Linked DNA regions of Mus musculus: all the other regions are linked to region 2. The links are chromatin loops, found by intact Hi-C in ENCODE. Cell type or tissue: heart. All regions are shown on one strand. Links, peaks and the distances in the headings refer to the core of each region. The heading gives the core; the rest is flanking DNA.

Evidence for each region. A loop is a pair of places that touch in the nucleus more often than their neighbours do. Peaks named below come from ENCODE experiments on the same cell type or tissue, not always from the same donor. Only the 100,000 strongest peaks of a DNase experiment are listed, where the experiment ranks them.
Region 1: a loop joins it to region 2, with 2.5 times the contacts of the local background. A loop is called at or near these places in 13 of 42 quality-filtered maps.
Region 3: it touches region 2 in a loop (5-fold over the local background); 7 of 42 quality-filtered maps call a loop at or near these places.
Region 4: a loop joins it to region 2, with 3 times the contacts of the local background. A loop is called at or near these places in 26 of 42 quality-filtered maps.

Annotation. Positions count from the first base shown.
Region 1 is chr1:23,903,249-23,910,920 of GRCm38, reverse strand. The region is part of intron 1 of Smap1 (small ArfGAP 1); the gene reads left to right. Among named protein-coding and RNA genes, the nearest start is that of Smap1, 15 kb to the left of the region's middle. In heart, for the core only: a CTCF peak has its summit at 4,655 (motif pointing left); no DNase peak of the experiment used is centred there.
Region 2 is chr1:24,001,473-24,009,144 of GRCm38, reverse strand. Sdhaf4 (succinate dehydrogenase complex assembly factor 4) reads left to right here and starts at 3,505. Exons shown (of 3, transcript NM_026503.3): 1 at 3,505-3,599; 2 at 5,839-5,988. The coding sequence starts at 3,545. In heart, for the core only: no CTCF peak of the experiment used is centred there; a DNase peak (open chromatin) is centred at 3,484; H3K4me3 peaks cover 1,391 bases; H3K27ac peaks cover 1,052 bases.
Region 3 is chr1:24,096,125-24,103,796 of GRCm38, reverse strand. Fam135a (family with sequence similarity 135, member A) reads left to right here and starts at 3,456. Exons shown (of 21, transcript NM_026604.4): 1 at 3,456-3,736. In heart, for the core only: no CTCF peak of the experiment used is centred there; DNase peaks (open chromatin) are centred at 2,686 and 3,316; H3K4me3 peaks cover 2,585 bases; H3K27ac peaks cover 2,157 bases.
Region 4 is chr1:23,917,927-23,925,598 of GRCm38, reverse strand. Smap1 (small ArfGAP 1) reads left to right here and starts at 3,218. Exons shown (of 10, transcript NM_028534.3): 1 at 3,218-3,561. The coding sequence starts at 3,444. In heart, for the core only: a CTCF peak has its summit at 5,148 (motif pointing left); a DNase peak (open chromatin) is centred at 3,228; H3K4me3 peaks cover 2,631 bases; H3K27ac peaks cover 1,270 bases.

The sequences.
Region 1 (7,672 bases), core at 1,741-6,740, 99 kb after region 2:
TTCTCCTCATACTCTGTTTACCTAGACCAGGGTGGTCTTAACTCTCAAGTGACTGTATTACATGTGTGTGCCACCATGCCTTTTTTTTTTTTTTTTAAATGAGAAGAAGGGAGTCTTGGCCCATTTGAGTAAGTCCTTGGACATCTTCTTCTGTATTCACTCCCACTGTAATCTCATCTAGTGTCTGGATTTTGGCTGTCATACTTGCCTTTGGACCATGACTATAGGTATGCATCTATAGTCAACACGACCCAAGAAAGTGTGCTTCTATTGATTGAGAGGCCACAGAGGAGTGGATGCTTTCTGGCTTCCTCCCTATGGCGCCACCCACAATGGGCCGGTCCCTCCCACATCCGTCAGTAATTACAGAATTGTTTTATAGGCTTGTCTACAGCCTGACCTTTTGGAGGCATTTTCTTAATTGGGATTCCCTCTTGTCAGATGACTCTAGCCTGGGTCAAGTTGACATAAACTAACCACCATAGAGTTCTTTTTTTTAATTTTTACTTTTTGTTCTTCTCTCATGACTGAGAGAACACCCTTCTTCCACGCTTCTCAGACTACCCTCCCCAGCCCCAGACCCACTCCTCTTTTCCCGCCACAAAAGAACAGGCCTCCCGGGGTTAAAAACCGAATGTGGCATAACAAGTTTCAGTAAGACTAATTAGGTGCACATCCTTATATCAAGGCTGAATGAAGGAACCCAGGAGGAGGAAAAGGGTCCCAAACACAGGCAAAGAGTCAGAGACAGCCCCTTCTTCCACTGTTTGTAGTCCCACAAGACCACGAAGCTACACAACCATAACATATATGCAGGAGACCTAGTTCAGACCCATGCTGACTCCATGATTGTCCCTGTAGTCTCTGCAGCACAAGGTTCTTAACTATAAAGAAACCAAATGGAGTTTTTAGTTTTCCATCTTCCAAGTACAGAAGAAGGCACACCAGAAGTTCAGTGCAATAGACCATGGGCAGATCAGCAGAATTATCGGTGGCCTTTGCCTTAGCAGCTGCATCACAATGAGTGGAACACACACAGCTTGGCCTGGAGAGAACAAGATTCCTTAGACAGCCATTTAAAAATGAACCCCTCCCCCATCGTCAGATGAACAAGGTGAATCAGCTTATGAGGGAATAGAGTCCGAGTGTTCTGAAATATGAGGGAACAATTAGGAGATGATGTCATTTGCTGAGAAAAAGGCCAATACCGAGCTGTAGGAAACTTAAGGTTATTCTCTGTACTGAATATTTGCGACTGGTAAGTATTTTTAAATACTCTAAGGGTATTTAAAAATAATCTGTCCCTGACTGCTAAAAAAAATCTAAGCTTATAAATATTCATGATAGCAAAGCTTTATGTGTATATTTAAATTTCCACAGAATAAAATCTGAAGTGTATGTTCATGTGTATCAAATTTAAAACTATTTGATCTATATTTACTGTAGTGATGGGACTAGCTAATATTCCCCTCATTAATATGCTAGCTGGCTGACCTGTTCCCAGTCTGCTATTGGGTTTTCATGTTTTTGATAAGATTCTTTGATTTGATTGAAGAAATGATTATTTTGCTATTATATATTTTCACCATAGTTTTATGGTTAGAAAAGTTTAGTGTCCTTATTGGTCATTTCTGTTCTTTTGTGAGCTGTCCTTCAGTGGGAGGGAGAAAGCTTCATAGTTTTGTCTTGGTTACTCAGTCAGACCAAGAGAATAGAAAATTCTAGACAGCTTTTATTAGACTGGGCATGCTAGGCTCTAGCCATCTAGTCCTGTATTCTACTCATTTTAGGCTATGAATAGGAAGCAGTGGTATATTTGGGATATTGTTTGGTGTCTGATCTATATTGTAGTTATGAAATTATAGGAAGCTTAGAGGTGTCTGGTCTGATCTCTCCATATGAGACAGAGATATACCTGCTCTTGCTGACCTGCCAAAACTGTGGAGTAGTGAGGTAACATGCAGATTAACACGCTCCATGGAACCTTCATAAAAATGATAACTCAGCTTCGAGATTCTTTTCCTTTTCTTTATCCATTTTGTTTTTTTAGTTTTCATTGTACATAGTACTAAAGGAGGTAAGTTTTGGATGTTGATAACTTCGTCAAATTTCAAATGACATCATTTGAAAAAAAAGGTATTATAATGCGTCCTAACTTTATACAACTGTTTAGTTATTTTGTTAAAATATGAATCAGACAATAATGTAAAATCTTTCAAAATTTGATTCCTTTTTTATGATGGCTGCAGTGTTATCAAAGCAAATGGTTAGCTCACTCAATAAACTTGTAAACAGTGTAGAACATACTTAAAAGTATTTAGCTCAGTGGTAGAGCACTATTTGCCTAGTGTGCAGAGACTTGGACTCAGTCCTCAGCACCACACAGAACCAAAAACTACCAAAGAAAAACAACAATAACAACAAAAAAGGAAAGCTTGTATGTCTAGAGGGAAATTTTACAAAACGTTGATAGAATATCTTGAAGGGGCAAAGAAAAAAACAAAGGCTATAATGTACTTGCTTACCCACTTGTAGTTTTTAAAATTGTTTTAAAGTTAACATAGGAAGTAATAGATTTCATTATTTTACTTTTTGCACCTTTATGTCATTGTCCTTTTTTTCTCATTAATTTCTTCATCACACCTGCCCCTTTCTTTCCCTAGTCTTTTTTGCTTTCATGTTCCCCATTATTTCCATACCCCCAAGCCTTCTTCCTTCTTCCTTCGAGGGTCATCTTTTTGCTTTCATGCCCTACAGGAAGAAAGACACACATAAACACATAAACTCATAGACACACTGTCTAACTGATTGATATGTACTGTTCTGTTCGCTCCCCATTTAATTAATTTATTTCCTGATGATTATTCTTGCTATTTACTGCTTCTGCGTGTGGGATTTTCTTGGTTTTGTTAGATCTTGAGCTCATTAGGTTAGTTGTTTGAGATTTTTTCATGTAAGCTCTTATAGCTATCAGCTTTCCTCTTACTACTGTGTAAGCTATACCAAAGGCTCTGATACGTTATGACTTCATTTTCATTTGGTTCTAGGACCTTTACATCCCTTTTTGAGCATCGGCAGTGAATTGATAGGGCTCTGTTAGAATTGAGAGGCCAGTTAGTTTGATGGTGAGAACAGAGTCTTCACTGCTTGGCTGTTGGCTCTGATTGATTTTTCTTTCTTCTCCTTTCCCTTCTCTTTCTCCCCCTCTTTTCTGCCTTTTCTTCATTTTCCCTTTCTTCCCGCTTGTTTAAACTCTGAACTGTAGTGTCATTCATTACATCTGTGATGAAACCCATATTACAGGGTATGGAGGAGCTTATGAAGTAATGTCTAGTAAATATTTTGGTAGAAGAGTAAGGCTTTGTAATTATGCTCATTTTATACTATAGAGACAGTCATGAGTTATATCTAATTTATGAGTTATGTCTTAGGGTGTGCAAGAATACTTTATGGAAGGTTCAAGAAAAGTAATCATTTTACAGAATAAAAATTGTTTTTCTATTCTCTAGAATAGATATTGATTAGAGATTATGCAGCAGAAGCCTGGCTGTGGTGGTTTGAATGAAGACCCCCCTCTAGTAGTAGGCGCATGTTTGGATACTTGCTCTCCAGTTGAAACAGGCAGGGCATTAGCAGAGTATATTCTGCCTGTATGTATAGGAAGTGTTGGGTAAGCATGCAATGTTACTGATTAGATTTTGGGAGAGGGCTTTTAATTGAAAAGTTGATTTTTGACAAGGCATATGATCAAACTTAACTGAGAGTTGGGCAGAGTTGGTTCAGGAAGGGAGAGCTCCAGGAGCAGATGTGCATTCCTCCAGAGACAGGCCTGCCTCAGGAGAGAGGAGAGACCGAGGCTGCTTGCTTTTGGGGAGTCATTAGCAGAAATGAATGTGCCAGAGCCATAACTACTGGACTAACTAGATGCTTGTCTGACTTAGAGGCTAGATGGCCACGTTTAGCAAGGAGGGAAGAGAACCATGGAAGACATCTGAATCAGAAGTCGCAAGACAGAAGGAATTTGAAAAGGCAATCTTCTTAGGAAAATTAAATATAATAGGATATAGAGGAAATTAAGAGTTCATTTTATTTTATTTTTGTAATTTTTAGTTGATATAAAATTATTTTCTGAGATGAGCATAGTGGTGCATGTACAAGCTAGAGGCAGGTGGTATGTAAGCACCGTTTCTCAAATACTAAATATGCCTTTGTCAGTTTTAGCACCTTTTCAAAATTTCATTTATTTTCTTGTGTTTAATTTACTTTTAAAAACAAATGTTTATTTTGTGTTGGAATTTAGATAATTTTCTATCTAGAAAATGGTTTGTCATTTATTTTTAAGCTGAGGAAATAATTGTGTGTGTGTGTGTGTGTGTGTGTGTATCCCTTGAAAGATGATTTCACCTTTTATATATTTTGTTTTGTTTTGGGGATGATAGTTAACTAGAATAAACAGTTAAAATGTACAAAACTAGGGTTTTAGGGATATTATTCAATTGTCAATATACCTTTAATAAAATATACATTCATTTTTAGAACAAAGTACAATACCTTTTGTGTAAGTGAATATCTGATTGATTGATTGATTTCTCACAGTAGAACTTAAACATTTAAGAGTATTGTGGTGTAATGTATGCCCTCTGCTGGTGAAAATGTATTATTGCTAACTAAACAAAATCACTTTAGTAATTCCTTTGAGTGGAATAATATTTTGTAACTTAAGAGTGATTATAAAATAGAATTTGGGAAAAATACCCTTCCTGTTTAAAAGGGATATGTTCTTTTTGCATAATAAATTATATAATAAATTGTTTTGTTTAAAGTAGTGCCCTGGTTGAGAAGTACTCACCTACTGTACTGATGATTGTTACTGCATTGTGGCCATGTATGTGCGAGCATGAGTGTGCGTGCCTCTGTGTGTGTGTGTGTGTGTGTGTGTGTGTGTGTAGTGGTGAATTTCTCTGTGGAAGCTACTATCTTTATCTACCTATTTAACTGATTTTAAACATTCAGTTTGTTTCATTAGCTACATTTCAAGATTTAATAGCTATGTTTAGCCAAGAACTGTGATTCTTGTCAATGCAGACTGTATAGCCTGTATTTAATATCACAGAAATCTTAAAAGATATTTAAACTGTAAAATTTTTATATTTTCATTTTATTGAGGCAGGGTTTCATTGGGGCCCTGGCTGGCCATAGTGAACTGATCATATAGTGGAGTCTGGCCTTGAACTTCTGATGGACTTTTTTACTTCCCTACCATTGCTCTTACTCTGCCTCCAGCATTTTCCCATTTCAAATTTCATATAAGGGTTATAATTTTCATGAAAGCACTGTTCTTAAACTAGTAATGAATTGGTTTATTTGAAATATATTCTTATCAGTGAGTACATATTGTGTGAGTTCTTTTGTGATTGGGTTACCTCACTCAGTATGATGCCCTCCAGGTCCATCCATTTGCCTAGGAATTTCATAAATTCATTCTTTTTAATAGCTGAGTAGTACTCCATTGTGTAAATGTACCACATTTTCTGTATCCATTCCTCTGTTGAGGGGCATCTGGGTTCTTTCTAGCTTCTGGCTATTATAAATAAGGCTGCTATGAACATAGTGGAGCATGTGTCCTTCTTACCGGTTGGAATATCTTCTGGATATATGCCCGATAAGTGGATATTAGCCCAGAAACTTAGAATACCCAAGATATAAGATACAATTTGCTAAACGCATGAAACTCAAGAAGAACGAAGACCAGAGTGTGGACACTTTGCCCCTTCTTAGAATTGGGAACAAAACACCTATGGAAGGAGTTACAGAGACAAAGTTTGTAGCTGAGACGAAAGGATGGGGACCATCTAGAGACTGCCATATCCGGGGATCCATCCCATAATCAGCTTCCAAACGCTCACACCATTGCATACACTAGCAAAATTTTGCTGAAAGGACCCAGATATGGCTGTCTCTTGTGAGACTATGTTGGGGCCTAGCAAACATAGAAGTGGATGCTCACAGTCAGCTATTGGATGGATCACAGGGCCCCCAATGGAGGAGCTAGAGAAAGTACCCAAGGAACTAAAGAGATCTGCAACCCTATAGGTGGAACAACAATATGAACTAACCAGTACCCCTCGGAGCTCGTGTCTCTAGCTGCATATGTATCCGAAGATGGCCTAGTCGGCCATCAGTGGAAAGAGAGGCTCATTGGTCGTGCAGTTTATATGCCTCAGTACAGGGGAACGCCAGGGCCAAGAAGTGGGAGTGGGTGGGTGGGGGAGTGGATGGGGGAGCGTGTGGGGGACTTTTGGGATAGCACTGGAAATGTAAATGAAATAAATACCTAATAAAAATATATTTTTTCACATATAACACTTTCTCCATAAATAATGATGAACTAAAGGGTTTTTGTTATTTTTTATTTTTGGAGGGTTTATTTTTGGTAGGATAGAAGATGGTTAAAATTTTGTGGTACTACGCAGTTTACTTCAGCTTACATGTATTTACTGCTAAACTATTACAGTTTTCTCAGTATAAAGTATTGAGTATTTCTAGCATATGGCTTCTTTGTTACAGATATTTGAGCTAGAAAATAATTAGTGATTATAGTTGAGGTAAAAGCTACTTTTTCTTTTTGGTAGGTTTGGAATGGAAAGAAGTGTGAGTCAGTACATAGAGACCTTTACGATAGAGTGAATGTTGTATAGTCTGTATTCAGTTGGTTAAAAAAGTCATAGACAGTTGATCCAGTTTCTGGTGACGGTGACAGTGACATTTTATAAAACTCTGGGCTATCACAACCAGGAGGACATTCACCAGTGACTGAGGTTTACTTATTACACTCAGATGTGTGTGTATAATATATATAACATGTAATATATGTATCTGTATACAGCTTTTTTATGTGTGTAGCTTCATAGATGTGCGTCTCATATGAAGATATGGAAGAGTTACACCATCTTAAGGACCTTAGTCACCCTCTCATAAATACACAAACCTTTCTCCCAGGGTTTTTTTTCCCCACATTCCTAACTTCGGCAGCCTTGGGTTTCTTTTCCACTTCAGTGTTTTATTTCATTTTAAAATGTTGTAGTTTAAACTTTAAAATAGAGAGATTGCTCATTTGCCAAGAGTGTGCACTGCTCTTGAATAGAATTTGTCTTCAGTTCCCAGCACTCAGGTTGCCTGGCTCATGTAAACACATGCACACAAAAACAGACACACTGTGCTGCTTAGTTTTTGTCACCCTGATACAAGCCTAGACACTCTTGGGAAGAAGGAATCTTAGTTAAGGAGCTGCTTCCATCAGATGGGCCTGTGGGGCCTGTGGGGCCTGTGGGGCCTGTGGGTGTGTCTTTGAGACATTGATTGTTACTTGATGCGTAGAACTCAGATCACTGAGAGATGCAAGTGGTCCTGGAGTGAGTGATAATTGTAGCTAAGAAGGCCATGAAGAATAAAGCAGTAAGCAGTGTTTGTTCTCCATGACTTCCGCTTCAAGCTTCTGTCTTGGTTCTTGCCCTGCCCTTTCTCTGAGATGGACTGTAACTTGTAAGCTGAATCTTCTAGCCATGGCGTTTATCACAACAGGAAGCAGACTGAAGTTCCATTTCTGTGTTAAATGTCCAACAGTACAATTTGCTGACTTTTATGGTAATTGCAAACCTAAACTGCCTTTAAT
Region 2 (7,672 bases), core at 1,364-6,363:
ATATCCTGTGTCCTTTGGCAAAGGACTTAGATGACTCTTCTTACCTCCATCCCTGCTGACAGCAACTTTAATCTCTTGGGCTGATTCTACAGCTTTTCTTGACAGGGCACACATCTCTAGGATCACCAAACCAATCCAGGCTTCACCTCCACAGCGTCACAAAATGGCTGGTCTCTGGTAGCCCCATACCAGGACTCCCCTGCTACAAGCCTAGCCTTTTAATTGTGGAGGAAGATAATCCCTTTTTGTTCTTTTTTCTTTTTTTATTTTAAACTCCAGATTTTATTCCCCTCCTGGTTCACCCTCTGACTGTTCCACATCCCACACCTCCCCATTCCCCTGTCTCCACTTGGATACCCCTGCCCCCCACCCCACCAGACCTCTAAACTCTGTGGGGCCTCCAGTCTCTTGAGGGTTAGATGCATCTTCTCTGACTGAACCCAGACCCGGTATCCTCTGCTGTATATGTGTTGGGGGTCTCATATCAGCTGGTGTATGCTGTCTGTTTGGTGGTACAGTGTTTGAGAGATCTTGGGGAACCAGATTAAGACTCCTGGTTCTCCTACAGGGTCACCATTCCCCTTAGTTTCTTCCAGTTTTTCCCTGGTTCAACCACAGGGCTCAGCAGCTTCTTTTGTCCATTGCTTGGGTGCAAATATCTGCATCTGACTCTTTTAGCTGCTTGTTGGGTCTTCTGGAGAGCAGTCATGATAGCTCTCTTTTTTGTGAGGGCTCCATACCCTTGGTATTAGTGTCAAGCCTTGGAGCCTCCCCTTGAGCTGGATCCCACTTTAGGCCTGTCACTGGACCTTCTTTTCCTCAGGCTCCTCTACATTTCCATCCCCATAATTCTTTCAGACAGGAACAATTATGGGTCAGAGTTTTGACTGTGGGATGGCAACCCCATCCCTCACTTGATGCCCTGTCTTCTTGCTGGAGGTGGGCTCTATAAGTTCCCGCTCCCCAGTGTAGGGCATTTTATCTAAGGTCCTTCTCTTTGAGTCTTGAGAGTCTCTCACCTCCCAGGTCTCTGGTACATTCTGAAGGGTCCCCACAACCTCCTACCTCCAGAGGTTGCCTGTTTCCATTCTTTCTGCTGGCCCTCAGGGATTTCAGTCCTTCCCCTGACCCAATAACTGATCATGTTCCCCTCTCCACCCCTCCCCATCCCTTTTCCCTCGAAGGTCCCTCCGTTCCCCGTTGTGGTTGCTTTCCTCTCACTTGGGCCCTTCAGCTTGTTGACCTTTTTGTGTTCTGTGGGCTTCAGTATTCAGCGCTTTTTTTTTTTTTCCGGTTAGTATCCACTTATTAGTGAGTACATACCATGCATGTCCTTTAGAGTCCGAGTTACCTCACTCAGGTGATACATTGCCCAAGCCTTGTGTAGCTGGAGCAGAATTACAGGCATTTCACAACACTGGTACAGTGGGCCATAGCAGGCAGTGACAGGGTATGGTAGATTGTTTCTTCAAGTGGAAAGTAAAACATCGGAAGTGTCTAAGAAGTAACCGGGGTGTTTCCCCACTCTACTCTCGGGACTCTTTCAACCCAAGTTGATCTCTCAAGACTGATTTTTGGAGTATATGACATCTTTTAGGGACAGCACATCCAAGTATTTGATCACCTGGTTCCAAACCCCAATCAGCCCATCATCCTAGAAGGCCAGTGCCTGGAAGATGGAATAATTGATACGATCAGTGGATCCTCTCAATAGCAGTCCCCTGATTTACATCCACAGGAAAAAGTTCTTTTGATATGCAATTTGTGTAGGACACTTTATGTAGTACAAAGCATTCACTAGGGCCACAGGTGAACTGTATGAAAGGAAAGATAACCAGGAAAACAGTTTGTTATGAAAGATAATGCAGTAAGGGTGTACCTGGTGCTAACATGCCAAGGTGTGCCCCTGAGAATTTATACCATGCAATAGATCTCCTATTGGGGGTGGGGGGAGAAGGGGAGTAAGGACCTGGAGAAGGGTAGAGGCAGACATGTAGACGGTGGGAGCAGAGCTATGAGCGCAGAGAAGAGGATGGAGCACAGAGAAGGACAGAAAGGAATGTGGGAGCAGAGCTGGAGGTAGTAGCAGGGGAAGACAAGCTGTTGCTAGGTCCCTGGGAGGCGTCTAGTGGAATCGCCTATAATCTAACACAGTTCAAACATAATTATTTAAGAGCAAGTTGCTACCTTCATAATTGGATAGGTGAATTGATTCTCTTGAAGTCAGCTCTGTCTCCCAGGCTGCTTAATACTATAGTGCAGGTTGAGAGCTGGTAAGATGGCTCAGGAGTTAGGAATATGGGCTGCTCTTTCAGAGGACCTGAGTTCCATTCCTAGTAACCACATGGTGACTCAGGACTATCTATAGAGGGATCTGATAACCTCTTCTGGCATGCAGGTGTACATGTAGACAGCACTCCTGCATTAAAAACAAAAAATACAAACAACACAAAACCACTCTAGTGATGAAAGACACAGATCAAGTCAGTCACGAGTTGCTAAGTTAGTGGTGCTAGCCAGTAAGTCCTGGGAGGAGAAAGACAGTTCAATGTACATTGGTGCCTTTGTTCTTATCACTGTGGCTATTGTATTAATGGAGCCACTGAGAAACACAGCTGTGCTAGGAGGAAGGTGAGGTGATCAAGGTGTTCTTGGGGGTCAGCACTCTTGACCGCAAGATGGGAATTTAATGGACCACTCGTCTGACCAGCTATGAGTTTGGTTTGTTTTCTAATAATGGGGGGAAACTTTTAGCTGTCATATTTCAAGGGTTTTAAGCTCAATATTTTTAAAAGATCTCTTTTGTACGAGTGCTTTGCTGGTATGATGTAAGTATGTTTGCAATGTATGTTTGTATGTATGCAAGTTTGCATGCCATGTGTATGCCTAGTGCCAACAAAGTCCAGAAGAGTGTGTCAGACATTCCGGAATTGGGGTTAGAAACTAGTTGCCATGTTGGTGCTGGGAATAGAACCCAGGTCCTCTGAAAGAGAAGCCATCTCTCCAGCCTGTGTTTTAAAATAATTTCTAACAGATCCCTGTCATGGAACAATCTCAATAATCAATTCACATGACAATATTTGAACGTACTAAAATTTTTTCAAAATGTGGGAATCTTCAATCTAATTAAATGTTTTATGTTAGGTATTTTTAACTACAGATTTATGGAGCAATTAAATTAGGGTGATTCAAGTTTCCATCTCTGTATTGGACTTTGAACTTCCCTCCTTAAAGCATCATACACTAAGGTGGTGTGAACTCTAGAATTTATTACTTTCGTGCAGGCTTTTGGTTTTGTCTTTTAAGTCCATCGGAATAGCTAAGAGCGCTGCCCAGGTACTGCGCAGGACCAAGGGCGAGGACTTGTGAGGACAAGGCACTGCAGGATTACCCGAGGCAGTTGAGCAGTTGAGGATTTCCAGGGACACAACGAAGCTCCGCCCTTCTCTGCCCTCGTTGACGCCTGCGCAGAGGGCGCGGGCTCCCCTGTGGAGCGCCCCTCCCACCTTGGTGCGCGTGCGCAGACGCTGTGGGAGCCGGCGCAATGGTCTCCACGACCCTTTCCGTTTCACGGATGACTTTCGTCTGGAGAGCAGCAAGTAAGGCCATCCGCCCGGGGTCCTGAGAGTTGGGGGCCCGCGTGGGAAGCCGAGTTCCGAAATGCGAGGGCGCAGGCGCGGAGACGCTGCCGCGGTGGCTACAGAAGCATTAGCGGTGCTTGGCGTAGGGTTTTCGAAAAGCGCCTCGCTCTTAGATGCGGCTAGAAAAATACGGAAAAGACCAGTGTCATTAATTTACAGGTTTATTTACATCAAGAATAATTTATACCCGGACAAGGGACGCATGCCTATAGACCCAGCACTAGGCTGGCAGAGGCATGAGGATCTCTGAGTTCAAGGTCAGCCTGGTTCAAACGTTGGGGAAGTGCACACGTAGAGCAAAGAACAAAATAAAAATTTCACAAAGCCAAGAACTGTTAGAAGAGATGCCCTCGTCTTTCTGTAGAAGCTAAAGTTTTCAGAACTATTGCATTCTTTCTCAATATACCCCTCAATTATCATATCAAAGAGCACGCAGAATGCAAGTTTACTTGATGATAACCCTGAGAAGTTTTGTAAACCAAAGACAGAATTACTGCTTTCATAACAAGTGGCCTGGTTTTTATTTTACTTTTTAATGTTTCCCTTCACATATTTAATACCTGTTGGCTGCTAAAATCTTAAATGATCTGTGAGAATTATAGAAACCGAAAGGGTCGCTCCAAATCCTTATTACTGTTTATCCAGCATTCCAGTGTTTTGAAACAAAAGAAACATTAACAAACCCGTGTACAAATGTGATAGACCTTTTCCATTAAGTGCCTGTATGAGGTTTTCTTCCTGGAAAGGATTTTATGCTGATTGTATTCATTGCTTTTTCTAACAACTCACAGTTCAAGATCATACCACCCTGAAATGTACCCTCGTGGATACTTGGACAATTCTAGAAACATCAGTATAGGCTGCTACACCTGCTGGTGTGTGTTTCCCCATGCCCCAGCACAATGGATCCTTAATGGATGCTGATTTAATGATTCTGCTGTCAGGATCAGGGCAAGCCAGGTGCTTCCTTAGTCAAGGGATTGAAATTAAAACCCATACTGATTATAAAGTAGCAAGGACACTTTATTTAAACCAGAGTGAAGGAGGCCTGATTCGTTGCCTCTGGTCTTTTATGGAGCTACAGGAAGAGGATAAGAGTAAGGGGCATATAGCTTGGGCGGTTTGCACTCTGATTGATATTTTAGGCAGCATTATCAATTTTGTGTATGTTCCTTCCCATAATGCATCTGACTTCAATAATACACCTGCCAAAATTGGCATGACATAGTAAATAAAAGATTTTCCTTAAAGAAAAAATACACTTTTTTGGCTCAGTTTATCTTACTGAATGTTTTACTGGCTGGTTTTGTGCGCCAACTTGACACAAGCTGGAGTTATCACAGAGGAAAGAGCCTCCCTTGAGGAAATGTCTCCATGAGATCCAGCTGTAAGGCATTTTCTCAATTAGTGATCAAGGGTGCGAGGGCCCATTGTGGGTGGTGCCATCCCTGGGCTGGTAGCCTTGGGTTCTATAAGAAAGCAAGCTGAGCAAGCCAGGGGAAGAAAGCCAGTAAGAAACACCCCTCCATGGCCTCTGCATCAGCTCCTGCTTCCTGACCTGCTTGAGTTCCAGTCCTGACTTCCTTGGTGATGAACAGCAGTATGGAAGTGTAAGCTGAATAAACCCTTTCCTCCCCAACTTGCTTCTTGGTCTTGATGTTTGTGTAGGAATAGAAACCCTGACTAAGACAGTGAGTAAGCACCAAAACCCAGTATAGGCCAGATGGGCCTTTCTGGCCCTGTATTGGAACATGGGGAGAGTACAAATGAATAGAATCTGTCTAGGTTTGTTATTTAGAGAAGAGAAAAATCCCATTGTCCAAAGATGGATGTACATACATCCTGGTGTTTGGAGGTATCTTATGTCACTAAGAGGTTGTTAGGTGCATCTCTTGGAGAAAAGTATGTGTATTATAGTATATATACACATACGGAAACTAAGCTGCCAAGTACATTATTAGAAGAGGACTCTGTGCATAATCCAAACTAGGTGGAGTCTAAGGTTGCTGAACTATCTCCCCTGTGCTTGACTGTCTCATCGCTTTATAGCTCTTCTTGAAAACGTGTAACATTGGTTATCTCCAAGGCAGGGAAATCTCCTCTCCATGTAGAATGAAGGGAAATACCCCATCCGTGTAGAATGTATGTGTTCAGAAAGGAATTTTCACTGTATGCCTTGTCCTTCTTTCTCCATTAGGACCATCTCTTCTGAATCATTCTTTGAGGAAAATGAGTTATCAGGAAGGAAAGCCTGAGCCTGCGAAGCAAGCCCTTAAGAAGTCAAAGCTGCCACTCGGTCGTTTTGACTCACTGGAGGATTCACCCGAAGAGAGAGAGCCACTGCAGAGTGAGTAGTGGTTAGTAAACCCCTGTCCATACTTAACATGGCAAGGTCGATGCTCATTACTGGAAAAGGTGAAAGAAGTGAAATATGGTCATAATTGTTATTATCGGTTATAAAGGATATAGTGAGTAAAAATACCATGTGGACTATCCATATGTGTAGTTGTTACTTCTTTAAAAAAGTTTTCGGTTGGTGAGATGCCTCCGTGCATGAAGTACTTGTAGGACATGCATGAGGGCCAGAGTTCAGATCCCATCACCCTTGTGGTAGTGGCTGCGGCAGGCAACCCACTACAATTTCACACTCAGAAGACACAGTGGATCCCTGAGGCAAGTTGGCTACCTAGACTAGCTAAGTCAGCAATCGCTGAGCTCAAATGAGAGACCTTGCTTCAATGTCTAAGGTCGAGAACAGTGAAGGGAGACACCTGAAGTCAGTCTCTGATCTCAGCATGCACATGCATACAAGCACATGGGTGCACACACAGGAGCACACATACATTAAACATGCATACACATATACATACACAAGTACACATGCAACACCCCCACCACCACCAAAAAAAAAAAGTCTTTCTAGAGCTAGAAACGGTGGCACATGTCTGCAGTACCAGCACTGATGCCCGAGAATCGGGAATGTGAGAGCAGCCCAGACAACACAGACTGTCTCAAAAAAAAGGGCTTCTAAGTTCTTAGTACTCACTTGGTTTTGGGCAGGGGCGGAGTTGTTTGTTTAGTTGGTTTTTACTGTGCTTTTATTATTCAAAAGGTAAAACATGTAAGATGAGATCTTCTTTGATACAAATAACAAACCTGCATTTGTTGAGGAAACTTTTGGCTGTTACGAAAGAAAAAGAATCAGCTGCAGTACGATTATGATTACCGTTCAGGGGAAAGCCGAGGCAGCGTTAAGGTCCAGGGAAGAAGCTGGCCCTCAGAAAACAACGGGAACTGCGTATTCGAGGGGAGACGTCTCCCATTCTCTTAACTAATATTAAACCTTCCTTCATCCCGGGTCGCCTGTCAGCTGGAACTAAAGGAGAGGAGCCTCTCTTCGCTACTGTCAGTCCAGAGCAGCCACACGTGGGCTCGGCTCTCACTTCTGATCTTAAGCTCTCTGAGGAGAAGGCCGGCCTGTAAGCAAGTTCAGCTCAGATACCCACAGCCGAGCCCCTCAGAGTGACCGTTAGATGTTTAGAGAGGAAACAGCTCAACACGATTGTTCTCATGGCAACACGGTAGCTAAGGACCCAGGACAGGTAGCTTCAAGATGAGCAGGGTTGGTGCACACCCAGGTGAATCTCTTAAGTTCAAGGCCAGCCTGGTCTACAGAGCAAGTTCCAGGCCAGGCAGGGGGTACACCGAGAAACACTGTCTAAAAACAAACAAACAAACAAACAAACAAGGGCTGGAGAGATGGCTTAGTGGTTAAGAGCAGTGACTGCTCTTCCAGAGGTCCTGAGTTCAATTCCCAGCAACCACATGGTGGCTCACAACCATCTGTAATGAGATCTGACGCCCTCTTCTGGTGGTAATGAGATCTGATTCCCTCTTCTGGTGTGTGTGAAGACCGCTACAGTGTACTTATGTATAATAAATAAATAAACCTTTAAAAAAAAAAACAGAAGCAACAACAACAAAAAAGAATGAAGAGCTTTAAATGTAGTTATAAACTAAACATAATTTAT
Region 3 (7,672 bases), core at 872-5,871, 95 kb before region 2:
TGGACATTTGAGTTTAGAGTTGTATGGATTTTTAAGTGACTTCCAGCAATCATTACAAATATTGTCCTAGAAACTCAATCTATTTAGGGAAAGAAATATTCAGAAGCACGGGCCTTTTCTTTTTTTTAAAAAGGTCTTTATAAGAATAAGTTTTCCAACACACCCACGAAGCAGCCTATTCCATCTATAAATCAGAGAGCTATAATCATTTTCATAAGGTCACAGGTTTTATAAAACATTTCAACTTTTTAAATTAAGTAATGAATTCACGAGATAACTGAAAAGAAGCACACAACTTTAAAAATTCTACAACTGAAAAGGGCAAGAACACTGAGTTTTGATGTTAAACAAACAAAAAAGGTGACACACGTACAAACGGCAATAGTTTTATTTGATACAGGTAAGAATGTTTTCTTTTATGCAGGCTTTAATTCATAGTAAATTAGTGTTTAAATAACTTTAAATTTGTTGCATGACTATTTTATATAATATTTGCAAAGACTGTCATGCATCAAATAATCTAAAGTTGACAGCCCTCCTTTATTCCATTCGTAGTATGTTTTGATCCCTTTCTCTAGTCTCACTAGAAGTAATGCTTCTTTTTGTCCATGTCTGACTTTTCCTTGGAGTTGGAAATCATTTTGAAATAGAGAAGTATTTGGAAACCCAATCGGCACATGGACATGAACTCTACGGGAGACACAAGAAAGCATCCAGTAGGACTGGGGGATTCTAGGCTTGGTGAGTCCATCCTGAGAACCCAGATTCGAGAGACAGATCTCTGTACCCAGGGAAAGGGGAAGTGGGCAGAGGTCTGTTTCAGCTATGGTGAAGAAGGCGGTTCATCACTCTTCCTATGAAAAGCTCTGATGTGAGCCACAGAGCCGTGGCTGGAATGAGCTAGAAGGTCAGGACTAGTGATAGGGTTTGAATCATAAGACATATGAGTTAGTCTCTCTGGTGCGTTTGCTATGGCAAAGCTGGTAGTAATTAGCATAAACACCACATTACAGAACACCATGGTAAGCTCTAGGCACACTGAGAGGAGAATAAGCCATGAAGTCAAGTCATTGCTGTCACTCGATACTATGTAATTACACTCTACAGGAGTGACTCAGAAGTGTGGCGGTAGGAGGGGCGTCTCCTGTCTGACAGCTTCTGATCCGAGCAAATGCTTTGCCACTTGGAAAACCCATATCATCTGAGTTGCAATCCAGACGTAACTGCTTGAGCCTTTCCATACCGTGCTGTAAAAAGCACTCTGTAGTCCAATCAGTTGTGCAGTCTCAAGGTTCTCCTGGCAATGCATTATTAAAGACTATGCCACATAGATTATAAAAGTGCATTTATTGTCTATAGATTCCAATCTTCTCCTTTACTGCGTTCACTAAGTAGCAAAGTCTTCTCAGTCCTCATTATCTCCATTCAACAACGAGATGCAAGTCATGCCACTAGCTTAAAAAGAAATTCTCTCATATACTTATTGAGAAAAGGGATCACATTGTAGCTCAGGCTGCTCTCAGCCTGTCCAGTGCAGCAATTACAGGTGAGAAGCCTGAAACACAGCTGAGTGCTTTCTTTTTAACTGGAGGATTGGCATGGTCACTGTCTTATACCATTCTTTTCCCAGAGAGACCACAGCCATTAAGCCATGAAGTAACATCACAACATGATGAACTAATATATTCGCCCTTTAAACCCGAAGCTGTTGTACCCATAAAGGAAGTGCTAAACTTAGACTTCGCTTGCCTCAGTCTCATATTTGGTGTTAAAGAAATATAACTTCCCAAAAATACCTTACCATTGTGCATTGTGGACACCCATCGTAGTAGATATGACTCTGTCTGTAAAAAACAAGAGTAACTGTACCAGAAGGATCATTTATGCAAACATTATCATAAGGTGACACGGGCATTCCAATCCTGTTCAAATTTTGCCCAAAAACTGAAGAAAAGCCAGTGGTTAAATCACATTTAACACTTGGTTTCAAACGGCCTAAGGTACAAGGCCACATCACCACTGCCAAGTGGACAGAAAGGTTTCATTCATGTTTATTCTAGCAAATATACACAATATTTGCCATTTTTAACCATCTTCAAGCAGATTATCAGTGGCATCATGTTCCCTCACATTATATCTAAGAGACACCACTCTCTCCTCCTAATTCATTTTTATCACAAGCTGTGTTCTGTTCTCCCCATTCATTTTATCTTGAGCTGTGTGAAAGTGTTACAGCTCTGAGGGAAATTTTCAGCTGTTGCTGAAATTCCCAACCTTGCTTGAGTCACACACAGAAGCTTTAACGAGCTATAAAATGTCCTGCTGGTGGCCCAACTTGAGACCCATCCATGGGCAAGCACCAAACCCTGACACTATTATAAGGATACTCTGTAGGCTCCACCCAGGAGATGATTCAAACCGAAGCAGACACCCACAGCCAAATAGTGGATGGAGCGAGGGGCCTCTTATGGAAGAATAGGAGGAAAGATTGCAGTCCTGAAGGGGATAGGAACTCCACAGGAAGACCAACTAACCAGGACCCTTGGGGCTCTCAGAGACTGAACCCCCAACCAAAGAGTATACACGGGCTGGACCTAACCCCACTTCCTCCAGCATGTGTGGCTGATGTGTGGCTTGGTCTTCATGTGGGTCTTCAACAACGGGAGGGGGAGGGGAGCTACTATCCCCAAAGCAGCTCCATTTATGTGGGATATGTTTTATTAGCTGGGCTGCCTTGTCCTGCCTCAGTGGGATAGGAAGTGCCAGCCTCACAGACTCAGAGAAGGGAAGGGGGAGTGGGGGAAGGACTGTGGGAGGGGAGGGGATCTGGAAGGGGGAACCGAGCAGGATGTAAAGTAAATAAATCTTTAAAAAATGTTCTGTTCGGACAGCGGGAAAGAAGAAAATGAAGTTAATCAATGAAAGACTATGGGCTTCCGTTAATGGAATTTAAGACCTGAAAGCTTCTATTTAAGATGTCATCAATCAAGACACTAATAGATCAGCTGCACGCATGGCCACACCATGGATGGCCCCATTAGCGACTGCTGGGGCAGCACCGACCCACTGCCCTGGCAGAGGCGCGAGGGTCGGCTCTAGCCATGGCAGCAAGGAGAGAAGACGTAGATGACTTCGAGAGAAATCTCCTCAGTCTTCAACTGTCCTTTCGCATCTCTTGGGGCCCTTTAACTCTCGACCAGTGGTTCACACTATCCCCCCCCCTACCCCCAGCTCCCACCCCGGCTGGGCTCGCGCTTTTTATTGACGCAAGTCTCCCGTTCTCGCGGGAACTCGGGAGGGGCGAGCCGGGAAGGGAGAACAAATCTTCAAATCTCGGTTGGCGCCGGGGGCCCGCGGCAGCTGAGTCTCCTGGGGGGGCGGGACTTGGAGCCCAAGGGGGCGGGTCCTCGCCTCAGAGAAGGCGGGACGTTGCGGGAGGGGGAGGGGAGAGCCCCAGGGGCGGGGCCGCGGGCCGGGACCTGTTGAACGCAGGTAGCGCTCGGCGGCCCGGTTCCCTTGGGACCGACGCGACTGCGCATGCTCGCCGGCGGCTCTGGGCCGGGAGCCGAGCGCCGGAGACGAGCCGGCTCTTGGCTTTGCGGTGGTTGCGGGTGCTGCGATGGCGATGTGAGCGGGCCCGGGGCGGGATGGTGCGGACCTGGCTAAGGACGCCTACCAGCCGGACGCAGAGCTCCTCCGTCGCACAGGCGCCAGCCGAGGCCGTGCCGGTTGAGAGGTGAGCCCCTCGCTGTCCGCGCGACTCCCGGCCCCGCGACGCGGGCCAGGTCCATCTCCCCCGCGGGGCCGGACAGGAAGTGGCCTCCTCGCCTCGTCTGCCTCTGGCGCCCTGGCCTCAGTCGGAGCCGGGTCCTGGGCCCGCTGAAGGTCGGCGGGGACGCGAGGGGCGCGGCGCGCAGGCGGGTGCCCCCGGCCGGCCCTTGCCACTCGTCGTGCCCGGTGTCCCGCCGGCTCTCCGCCCCACTCCACGGTCGCCGCCTGGTCCTTCGACCCTCATTCGCTTCCACCCGCGCCCGCGCGCCCTTTGGCTCCGGGGGTCCCTCGACGTCGGTCGAGCTCTCCGCTCGGTCCAGCTCGGTCCCTCGACTGTGCATCCCCAGTCGTTAACCTCTTGGCCGTCGCCGATCAGTTTCCTCGCTGTTAGCACTATTTTCTCCTTTGGCACCTCGTTCTAGCTCTTTTGTTAGTTACTGACTTGTGGGAGGGTGGGCTTTTTGGCCTTTTGCGTTTTGTTGTTGCGTTTAAGCATCTCTTTGCTCCAGTGTCGAGCCTTGCCTTCAGAGGCCCTCACTCTCTTAACCTCTTTTGGTCCCCCCGCCTCATTGCTTTCGGTCCAGCCGCTCCTAACCACCGAACCGATTTTAGTTCTTTAATGTTGGTGTTTTGTTTTTTAAGCCATAAAACTCCTTTTTCCTATATGTGTGGATGGAACCTCTTTTTCAGTCCATATGTTTTACTTTTTATTACATCCCCGAAGAGTTGTAACAACCTCTGTTCTCTTCTGCTTTCTACGCAAGCTAGGGCTATGCCTAGTATCCCCACTGAAGCTTCCAGAGCAGTTTCTTCATCTTTCTTCACCAGAAATTCTCTAAAGAATGGCAGCTCACTTGATTGGATCTTGAATTACATGTACCAGTCATGTTATGAGAAACAAACTGGCCATTTATAAAGAGTTAAGATTTGCCAGAGGTCAGTGCTCCAGTAAATAACAGTTGACCAGGAACAAATCTGAAGTGAAATTTAACAAAAATTACTATATAAAATGTATTGATTTGTTGTTTTACGATTACGGTTGGTTACATCATTTTGAGCTTGTTCTATTTAATAAATGCGTACAGTTTTTGCGAACAAGAATAGGATAATTGCTTATCAAGAAAGAAGTATTTAATCTTTTGATTTGGGCAAAAGAACTTAATACATTTGGGAGCTTTTCTTCCCTCCATTTTGAATCCAATCTAATTGAAATGAACCTTGTGTTTCTGTTGACGATGGTGTAGTGTCACGCTCTGGAGGCATCTGCTGAGGCAGTTACTGTCAGTAAAGTTTGCCTTTGTTTTAGGGTTGAAGAACAACTGGATTATGTATTTCATTCTGGAATCTCAAAGCAGCCTGCAAACAATAAGTTCTTCCTTAAGTTATCTATGTCAGGTAGGACTTACATTGTTTTAGATTTCTATTTTAAGAAGAAAAATACCAAGGCAGGGGGAAAAAGGAGTAGTTTCTTGTTCAGAGTGGGCTTAAAATTAAAAAAGTAGAAGAACCCGGTGTAATTAAAGAACATTTCTCTTAAAAGAACTTGTATGTATGATGAAGTGAAGAACTTTTCCTATAGTTTACATTTTAATGCTTTTTCAAATGCAAATAGGTGATTGCTGTTTCTCAAAGATGCTTGCTCTCCTTTAAAAACCAGTCTCTTTACTTGTAGGGAAATATCCATTAGAAAGTTACCATCTACAAATTCTTAGTATTATAGTGAGCTATGTTAATTTTCTTTGAATTGAAATAAGGGATCTATGTTATACAGCAGGCGCAAGAGTAAATGTGAAAAGATTTGAACCCAGAGCATAACTCAGTAGTAGTCTGAAGAAGCCATCCAGCGTCCCCTCAGTGTCTCCACCTGTAAACTGTAGTAGTAACTCGGGCAGCCCAGTAATCTGTCTGTAATCACCCCTCATTTAAACACGTTTAGGGCCACCACAGACAAAAATTGCCATGGAAATACATATTTTTGTTTAATTAGATACTAGCAACAATAAAGTTACTAGTACTTAAATCCCTAAAGATTTAAATCCCTAAACAGTTTGATGTCTTTTTTAAAATTTCATAATTCTATAGACTATATCTAGTAGAATAGTAGTGAACTCTGAACGAGCTTAGATTAGTTAATGTTCAGACACAATGAGCAGGCGTTGGGTCACTCTTTGTTTGCCCGGAGTCGATCCTGAAAGGAACTGTAAGAGTTCTGTCTTTAGTGACTCTAGTTTCCTGTTGTCTTTTATGTTCCCTTTAGTTTCTGTAAACGAGAGCCCCTTGGACTTACGGGTCAGTCACGAGAGATTGTTTAGGACATAGAGAAGGCCAGGATTGCCTTTGTTTTGGATTGAGGTATGGAGGAGAAAGCTAGTGAACTTTGTGATATGTACATGTGTTTGTTTAAGTGAGCAGAGATAAAGCATAGAGCCTTAGACTGAGTAGCTCAGTTTGCTTTGAGTGTCAAGAAGGTTAAGGACCGAGGAGGAACCAGATGCAGAGCTGGGATACAGAGAGCATTCTTACTGGATCCAGACGTTTTCAAAAAAGTTACAGTGTGCATGTTGGTAGGCTGCATGCTTTCAAGAGTGTAGTTAGGCTCTTCTATACAGAGGTTGCCTATTTTAAGGATTTTCAGTTTTTAACATGTACCTAAGTGTTCAGGTGTAAGGGCCAGGTATACTGTCATTAAAGGGTGTATCCTATTTAAAACTCTTACCCAGTTCTTGTTTTTATCAAACCAACTTTGTGAATTATCTCTCAACCAAGAGACAGTTCTAAGAAACTTACAGTGTGGATTTCCTTTTATAGAGTTCTATCACACCAATCATAATTCAGAAATTATTTCTAGAGTATCTTGTGAATATGGATGTCTGGGTTTGGCCAGATGCAGTGGGTTCTCACTAGGCATTTAGAACATTTCTGTTCAGTTTTATTCATGTCCTTTAGCAACACTTAGTTTAATCTGTCCTAGAATTGGTGTTTCCTATTGAATCCTCTGCGGGTTATGCTATGGTAGGCGAGTGTAGCATTCATAATTACTGTTAACAGCAGTGGTGACTGTCACACGCGATCATTGATGTATACAATTTGCCAGTAAGCTATAGACTTGGAAGGTGTCTAAGTAACCTCTTCCTGTCTAAGTAACAAGTCAGGGATCATCATCAGTGTAGGACCATGGAAGCCTGTGTCCTCTGCCCTTTTTGTCCTTTGCAATGGCAAACTCCAGGTTTTCATGCTGTCCTCATCCTTACTTAGCTCTAAGACTTAGAAGGAGTTCCCAGTGCAGGTGGATAGGGTTAGAATGCAGGCTTTCCCCAGCTCCTTTGTGTAAAATTCATAACTGAATTGCCATATAATAATATGATATTTATAGAAGAGCTTTTAAATCATATAGGTGAGCAGGGGAAAAATGTTAGAAGTGAAATCAGTAAAAAAGTTCCTTAAGTTTGTAATTGAAATCTTGAGTTGTTTATTTTCCCAGTCTTTATAAAGATCTGCTTTGGATTTTAATTGGAGTTAGTCATTCTCCATTTAAAGTTGTCTGTCTTACAAGTGAAGCTATCGTCAGGCTATACACTTGAAAAATATAATTAGTTTTACATAATCTATATTATTTGGAGTAGATATTTTCTCGAACAGAATATTTAAAAATTATGATATTTAGCTATTTATTGAGCATCATGCACCAAGTACCACATTTAATGCTTTGTGTACTTTGTGAGCATTAGTTTCTCAGGTAGGGATTATAAAATTATTTCCATTTGGGAAAACAGATTTACGTCTGAATTAGAATCCAGGTCTGATATCAAAGTTGGTCGTGGAATAATAACTAAAAGGAAGCATAGGATGTCAAGAAGTTAGTATTTCTTTACTCTGATTCTGAGTCTTGTTTTCTGTTGAG
Region 4 (7,672 bases), core at 1,227-6,226, 83 kb after region 2:
TTTTTCTCACTGCACATGTCACTTCCCATAATACGACCAATTATGTTAATATGCATGCCCAATTATGCATTGGCATAAGATGTTAAATAAGAGATTCTTCCTAAAAGTTCACTTAGAGACATGGTTTGCCTTATTGTGCATGTACCGAAAACTTGTTCAAGCTGGATAGTCCCCTGCCCTTACCCAGACTGTCTTAGTTAGGATTTCCATTGCTGAGACGAGGAACCAACCAACATGTCGGTTCACCACCTGTTGTGGGAAATATTATAAAAGACCCGCAAAGTTCCCATGCTACTGCCTGCCAGCTGTCTCTAGCTAGCCCCTGCAGGGATTGACCACTGTGTACCCAGCTCTGGTTTGCTTGTCTCTGGAGCCATTAGTTCCCTTTCTGCCATAAACCCCTGTAGTTGACGGTCCCACATTTCAGTAACCCAGTAAATAAAAACCCTGGAAGCTTATAATTAACAAGTCAGATTTATGTATCAATAAATTCTCAACTCGTAAGATGTCAATACAATAATTTCAGAACCAATTGATAATGATAAAAGCTGCCCACCTAGATTAAACAAATTATCCCAATTATTCTATCCTTTATGATATCATAACTACCAGTGGCTAATTAAAGCCATGCTGTTTCAGGTTCTTCTTCCTGTCTATCTGCTTCTATCTTGGCCCTTTTTCTCTCCATAGAAGCTCTCTGTCTCTGCAACTCTTAGCTTCTCCTCTCTTTCCCTGTACAATCACTGGCCTTCTGCATCACACTCCTGTTAGTGTGATTTGACAGGAAAAATTCTGTCACACATCATGACCAAAGAAACTCTTATAAGGGACAACATTTAATTGGGGCTGGCTTTCAGGTTCGGAGGTTCAGTCCATTATTATCATGGCAGGAATCATGGCAGTGTCCAGGCAGACATGGTGCTGGAGAAGGAGCCAAGAGTTCTACATCTTGATCCAAAAGCAGTCAGTAGAAGACTGACTTCCAGGCAACTAGGAAAAGGGTCAAAGCCTACTGCAACAGTGACAAACTTCCTCCACCAAGGCCACACCTCCCCGGGCTAAACATATTCAAACCACCACATTTACATTATGACTCATAAAAGTAGCAAAATTATAGTTATAAAGTAGCAACACAAATAATTTTATGGGTGTGTGTGGGGGTCATCACAACATGAGGAAATATATTCAAGGGTTGCTTTACTAGGAAGGTTAAGAACCTCTGTTCTAGTGGAGAGCACCACAGCCACGAATATGTGGGCAGTGCAAAAAAAAAAAAAAAAAAAAAAAAAAAAAAAAAAACGATCTAGTGACCTCAAACCTCAAAACCGCAACACACACACACACACACACACCCCTCAGATCAGAGGACATTAGGTTGAGATAGGGTTGTAGAGGAGGAGTATGTGGTGGGAGATACAATAAAAATGCATTGTATGTATGAAACTCTTAAGGAATTAATAACTTTTGTTTTTAAAGGGAGTCTCTCTCTCTCTCTCTCTCTCTCTCTCTCTCTTCCAGGTTGCTAAACTACATTTTCGGTGTTTCCTGCCTCATCTTGTTGTCATAATGTGGTGGTTTGATGAGACTATCTCCCATAGGCTGAGATGTTTGCATAATTGGTCCCTAGTTAGTGACACTGTTTGGGTAAGTTTAGGAGGCATGGCCTTGCCGAGGCAGTATGTCACATGTGTAAGGTTTGAGTTGTAAAGCCTTTCTGTGTTCCCAGCATGCTCTGCTTCCAAGATAGCCTCCAGCTTCTGCTCCAGTGACTGTGTCTTCTGCTCTCTGCCAATGCTTCCCTGCCATGATCCGCTTTTATGTCTTTGGAATCTTAAGCCCAAGAGGGATAGGTAGAGCGTATCACAGAGAATCCTGCTTCCTGCCATTCTTAGCATCTCTCCTACCTCAGGCCAGGGCTATGTTTATTCTACTTACATAAGGCCCACACATAGTATTGCTCATACTTACTACACAGCAAGCCGAATCACTCCAACTGTTTCACTGAGTTCAACCTTAGTAAACCTGATGGGCTATCATCGAGAATGTCTTCCTTTTTAAAACTGTCTTTCCTTGCAGGGAAGAATGTCGTTTACATTGTGTTATGTAGGAACATCTTCTGAAACACACTGTCAGTTTCAGAAGCCTTGTGCTTGGCCTTCTTGCAAAGGACCATCACAGCTGGGCCTGTTGACTATTTATGTTCCACCATAGGGAGGGTATATGGAGACTTATGGAAGGGAACCCCTACCACACTATTCAGTCACTGTTGTATGTGGTTCTGCCCTGCTTGTATCTGGTCTCAGGGAGGGGCTAGAGGATATACCTGGGGGAAGATGGAGGGAGGGAATTCCATGTCAGGTTCCTAAGGACCATCATCCTTGCTATGTGCAGACCTTCCAGTGTGGCTATTCTAAGGTCATCTATGCTCCTATCCATACCCCTTACCAGTTGCTCTTTAAGCCTAATAAGCTCATTGGTTCTCCTGGGTGAACTTTGTTGGAATTATACCTAAGTTTGTCTTTAGGATCTTACGAGAAGGAACAGGCTTAAGTTTCTCCCAGGGAAGGGATCCTAGCAGCACACAATTTCTTAAAGTGACATCCCTTTAATAATTCACTTTTTGATCACTTTCCCTCTTCCTAGGCGGGGTATATTGCCTGGTTTTAACTCTTCCACTTGTAGCATGGCCAAGTGACTTGACTGTTTTGCCTCATTTTCCTGTATATGAGATTATCAATATTGTTGAGGGAGGTAGGGTTTATTACGTTACCTCTCCCCCCCAAACATGTCTATTTTCCTCTAAAACGTAAGACACTTTTAGCCCCATTTCATTCCATCCGCTTCTAGTATACCGTTTCCAAACTCCCGATGCACACACATGGGATGCATCTACCCATTATAACTATATATATATAACTATAATTTGGACATTTCCAGTGCTGTGTACACAAATGCAAAGACTGTGAAAAATGCAAAGACTGTGAAAGTCGCTTCCCGGTAAAAAAAAAAAATTCTTCCACTTTCAGGTCTCTAGAGGCTTCAAGCGACGATCAGGTGTCAAGAGTGGGGAATCTCGCCCCGGGGAGCGTCAGACGCTTCTCTGGAATCACCTTGGGAGTCTCCCGGCACGCGGGCAGCTGGGCGCATGCGCAGCGCCCAGCGCTGCGTCCTCCCGGAAGCGGCGGCTCTTCCCGCCCCGCCCCTCGCCGGCTCGGGCGGAGCGTGCGGCGGGCCCGGCGAGGAGGCGGGACACGTCGGCGCTGGCTCGGCCGCCGCCGCCCCTCCTCCGGTTCCAGCCGCCGCCGCCACCGCCGCTGCCGCCGCTTCCTGGGCCGAGTCCGTCCGCGGCCCCAGCGGCGTCAGGTGCCCTCGCCCGCCCGGCCTCGCCAGCGCCGTCCGCCCGTCCGCTCGCCCGCGTCCGGGCCCGCCGCCCCGCCGCCGACATGGCGACACGCTCCTGTCGGGAGAAGGCTCAGAAGCTGAACGAGCAGCACCAGCTCATCCTGTCCAAACTGCTGAGGGAGGAGGACAACAAGTACTGCGCCGACTGCGAGGCCAAAGGTAGCGCGCGGGCTTGGTGGCCGCTCGGCCGGGGCCTCCTGCGGCTGTGACCTTCCCACCCTCCGCGGCGTCTCGTCCGCGCCGGCTCTCCCGGGAGGGCGGGCGGCCTCTGGCTCTCGGCTAGCACGGAGGTCGCGGCCTCAGCCTCCGGCTCGGAGCCGGCGTCGCGCCGCTGCCACCGCCTTGGGCCGCCGGCTGGGCGGTGCTGATAGGGCTGTGGGAGCCCTCCTGCCTCAGCCTCAGCGACTCCGTGGGTGGAGTCGCCCTTAGGTCCCTGTCCTCTTGGCGACCCTCCCTTCCTCCCACGAGATCGCGTCGTCCTCCCTTTCCCCAGTGGTGCGGTGTCCCAGATGGAGCCCTACCTGCCTGCCCACCTGACAGCTCTTGCACAGGGCGTTTACTTCTGTTTCTGAAAAAGAACAGTGTTTTGGGGTGGTTTGAGATGTCACTGCATAACATAATCGAGATAGGGTTTTCATTATTTGTGTATACTATGTATAACACACACACACACACACACACACACACACACTCACACTCTCTTATTCTGGATGTTATAGTGTCCTAAGGAAAGTGTGTTATGTTCATAAAGAGTTCAGTCGTTAGATTCCCCCAGACGACCCATTGGCGAATTTGTGGACACTGGTCTGTCCACTTCATAAATGTGGAAGGTGCATTTTAAGATACTGAGAAGAAGAAGAAGAAAAAAAAACCCCACTATTTTTAGTTCAGGTGGAGGTTTCTGCTTGAGCCTTTGAAATAGATAAATTATTTTTAGCTGATAGTTTTTGTTTGGAGATGTGGTTTATTTCTAATGTAAGTAATATCATGGAGAGTAATGGAGATTTAAAAATCCTACTTCTATGTAGTTAGGAAAATGTACATTTGATTTTTCTCTGGGAAATAGGTAGTTGCTGGGAGCAGAGACAGCCATTGTGAGCGAGGATTAAGATTTCTGCATTATTTAACTACTTTTCTAGAGTTTTTACTGTTTTCTCTCAACACTGAGCAAAAGAGTCCATTGCAGTAGGCTGGGTTATATGTGAATAAATTAAGTCTCATAACATCAGCATCATCTCTCTGTCATAACAGCTACTTCCTTACTGGGCGAAATCACATGTACACACTTTAATTGGGATTTTTATGAAGCACTTTACAGCATTATAGTAACTTGACTGTGAGGTTATCCCATGTAATCCTTAGGCAAGGCATTTAAAAGAAAAGGCATGCCTGATTTTTGTAGTAATATTTATTTGCTTGCTTGGTACTTGATTCTTGCATGTGGTTATTAGGAAATAGTGTTCTGTATTGAAGCTCAGTCACTCTCTTATCTTTTTACTTGTAAAACACTTAAAAAAAATAGGTTATTAGAAGCTAAGAAAAGGAACAAGGGCCAGAGTTAGTTTATGTTTCATCACCTTGAGTCCTAACACAGTTAAGTAAAGACTCTGGTCTGGGAAGCTGTGGCTAAAGAGCATCCAGGGCTGCAGAGATGGTCTAGGGTCAGAACACCGGCTGCTCCCGAGCCACATAGCAGCTCTCTCTGTAACTCTAGGAACAGCAGGTCCCAGGCCCTCTGCTGGCCCCTGTAGCCACCAGGCATGCAGATGGCACAGAGACATGAAAATTCATACACATTTGTAAAAGAATTATGTAAGTCAATGTAAGCCAATAATTTCCTTTCATGAATAGAAGTAACTTAAAAGATTCAAATTTCTTTCTCCAAAGGGGTACTGCAATCAGATTTTCAGATTTTCACTAAATGTGTTAACCTTTTTTTTTTTTTTTTCTGTTTTTGGGAGATGGAAAGAAAGCAATTACGTTCTTCTTTAATTGGGTAAAGAAGTTTTACTTCTGAACAGTAGGCAACATTTGTTTTGATCACTTTTGTGTAACCGCGTGAATCCAGTCCATGTATGTGGAATGAATAGCTTTTTATTTTGCTCTTGTTTAGTCACTTAATTATGAATTTTCTCTTTTCTTGAGAAGTGGGAAAAGTGGGATAGTCTAGTATCAGTAGTTCAAGGGCTCCACTGGAAGGCCATGGGCTCTGTTGTCAGTGACTTAGAAAGATTATGAATTTCAGCCAAACCTAGAATAATGGTTGTAAATTATTTTATTGTTTTATTTTGATACTTAAGGAAATATTCACTGGTATGACCATTTCACATTTTACTTAGGATTTATAGGGTGTGTGTGTGTGTGTGTGTATGTATGTGTAAGATGCATTTGTGTGTACTGTGGGATCAAACACCATTGATTTCTATGTGGGAGGCAAGCATTTTTCCACTGTTACATCCCTCCTCTTTTTTGAGATGGGTTTGTCATCCTGGTTAGCCTCAGTCTTGTGATTTTCCTATCTTTCCTTCCTGAGTATGCATACTATACACTGTATAACTTTATACACTTCTTGTAAAGTTTTGTGCTTTTGGTATGGGCGAGCCCATTTTGACATATTCTTAGAGTAAAATCCTCCTTGGCTTTTTGTATGACTTTGAATCTGTTGTTCTATATGTCAGTAACCATAATAAATGTAAGTGGTGAAGTTCTGTTTTCTTACTTTAAAAGAGTTTCCCATTATTCTGTGAGAACATGGACCTAAAAGAAAGCTTAGTTTATCATCTGTTACCTGAGTAGAGTTAGCAGAGGAGTGCCGGTTGGATTTTGACACTTTCTTAGTCATTAGCTTGTATGTCTGGTACTGACAGTATTAGCAAGGAAGGAGGACATGATGGCACAGGTCCCGGCTCCTGCTCTTGACCCTGTTCTTCAATACATTGTACAACTGGAGAGCAGGAACTGCCAGATAGAGCTGCCTGACTCCGGCTATCACTGTGACTCTGCAGGAGTTGAAAGCAGTTCTCATGATTATTAATTGGTGGCAGTATGGGTAGCGAGGATATGGAGTCATTTTAAATTTGCCATCTTAAATTTACTTTTCAGAATTTAAGCTTCATTCATAAGTAATACTGGCTTTGATTTTTTTAAAATATGTAAAAATTGGAATGAAAATGACTTTCTTGCTCAGTAAGTTTTAGGGCAGTCAGAGACTCAAGGTTTTGAACCCTAGAGTTAATTTTTTCAGACTTTGTAGTATTCAAAGGGTATGCTGCTTTCTTAATTCAAACACTTCTTTTTTCCACAGGTCTTGAGGACAGTTAAGAACTGGATTAGGTTTTGGTACAGAAACTTTTATAAGACTGAAAGGAGTATGTTTAATGGAGACTGAACATGGCAATATTCAGAATGAGTGATTCTGAAACAGTATGCCAAGTGTAACGGTAGCGGCTATAAGAAATAACCTTCTCGGCCGGGCGTGGTGGTGCACGCCTTTAATCCCAGCACTCAGGAGGCAGAGGCAGGCGGATTTCTGAGTTCAAGGCCATCCTGGTCTACAAAGTGAGCTCCAGGACAGCCAGGGCTATACAGAGAAACCCTGTCTTGAACCCCCCCCCCCCCAAAAAAAAAAAAACCAAAAAAAAGAAATAACCTTCTCTTTCTTTCTTTCTCGCCCTTTCCCTGGGCCTTGACCCTTGCTCACCAGCTCTGATGATTCCTCAAAGCCTTTGTGCTAGTCCTACGAATGAGCCTTCTGGCTTCTGTTGTTTCAGCTTTTGCTCATCTTTACATTTTGCTTAAATGTCATTTCTAGTTTCCCTTCAGCTTCCCAGACTAAGTTTACTTTTATTTGTACACTTGCGACATTATTTTAAATCTTACCACACTTATAATTAGAACATCACTGAAGTAATGGTTGGGCACTCCATATTTCTATTGAATTGCAGCTTTGAAGGAGAAGTCTTGTTTATGTTGCTCAGAGTAGCTTCCTCAGCCTTAAAGCACAGTGAATGAGTTTGGTAGGAAAATAGAACTCAGCAAATACCTTTTGGTTGTATGAATGAGTATAAGAATGAACAGTCAGAGGCAGTGAGTGTGAATGAGAGTAAGTACATTGTAAAAGGGCGTGGCGTTGGGGGACCCTGTGAATCACAGGAGACTTGTGAGTTGAAGGTACAGTGAGCTTTCACTAACTAGAGCAAGAATTAGACGACACTGCTATATACACCCAGGGTATGGTATATAGAAGGTAGAAGTGGTTTCTATATGGCCG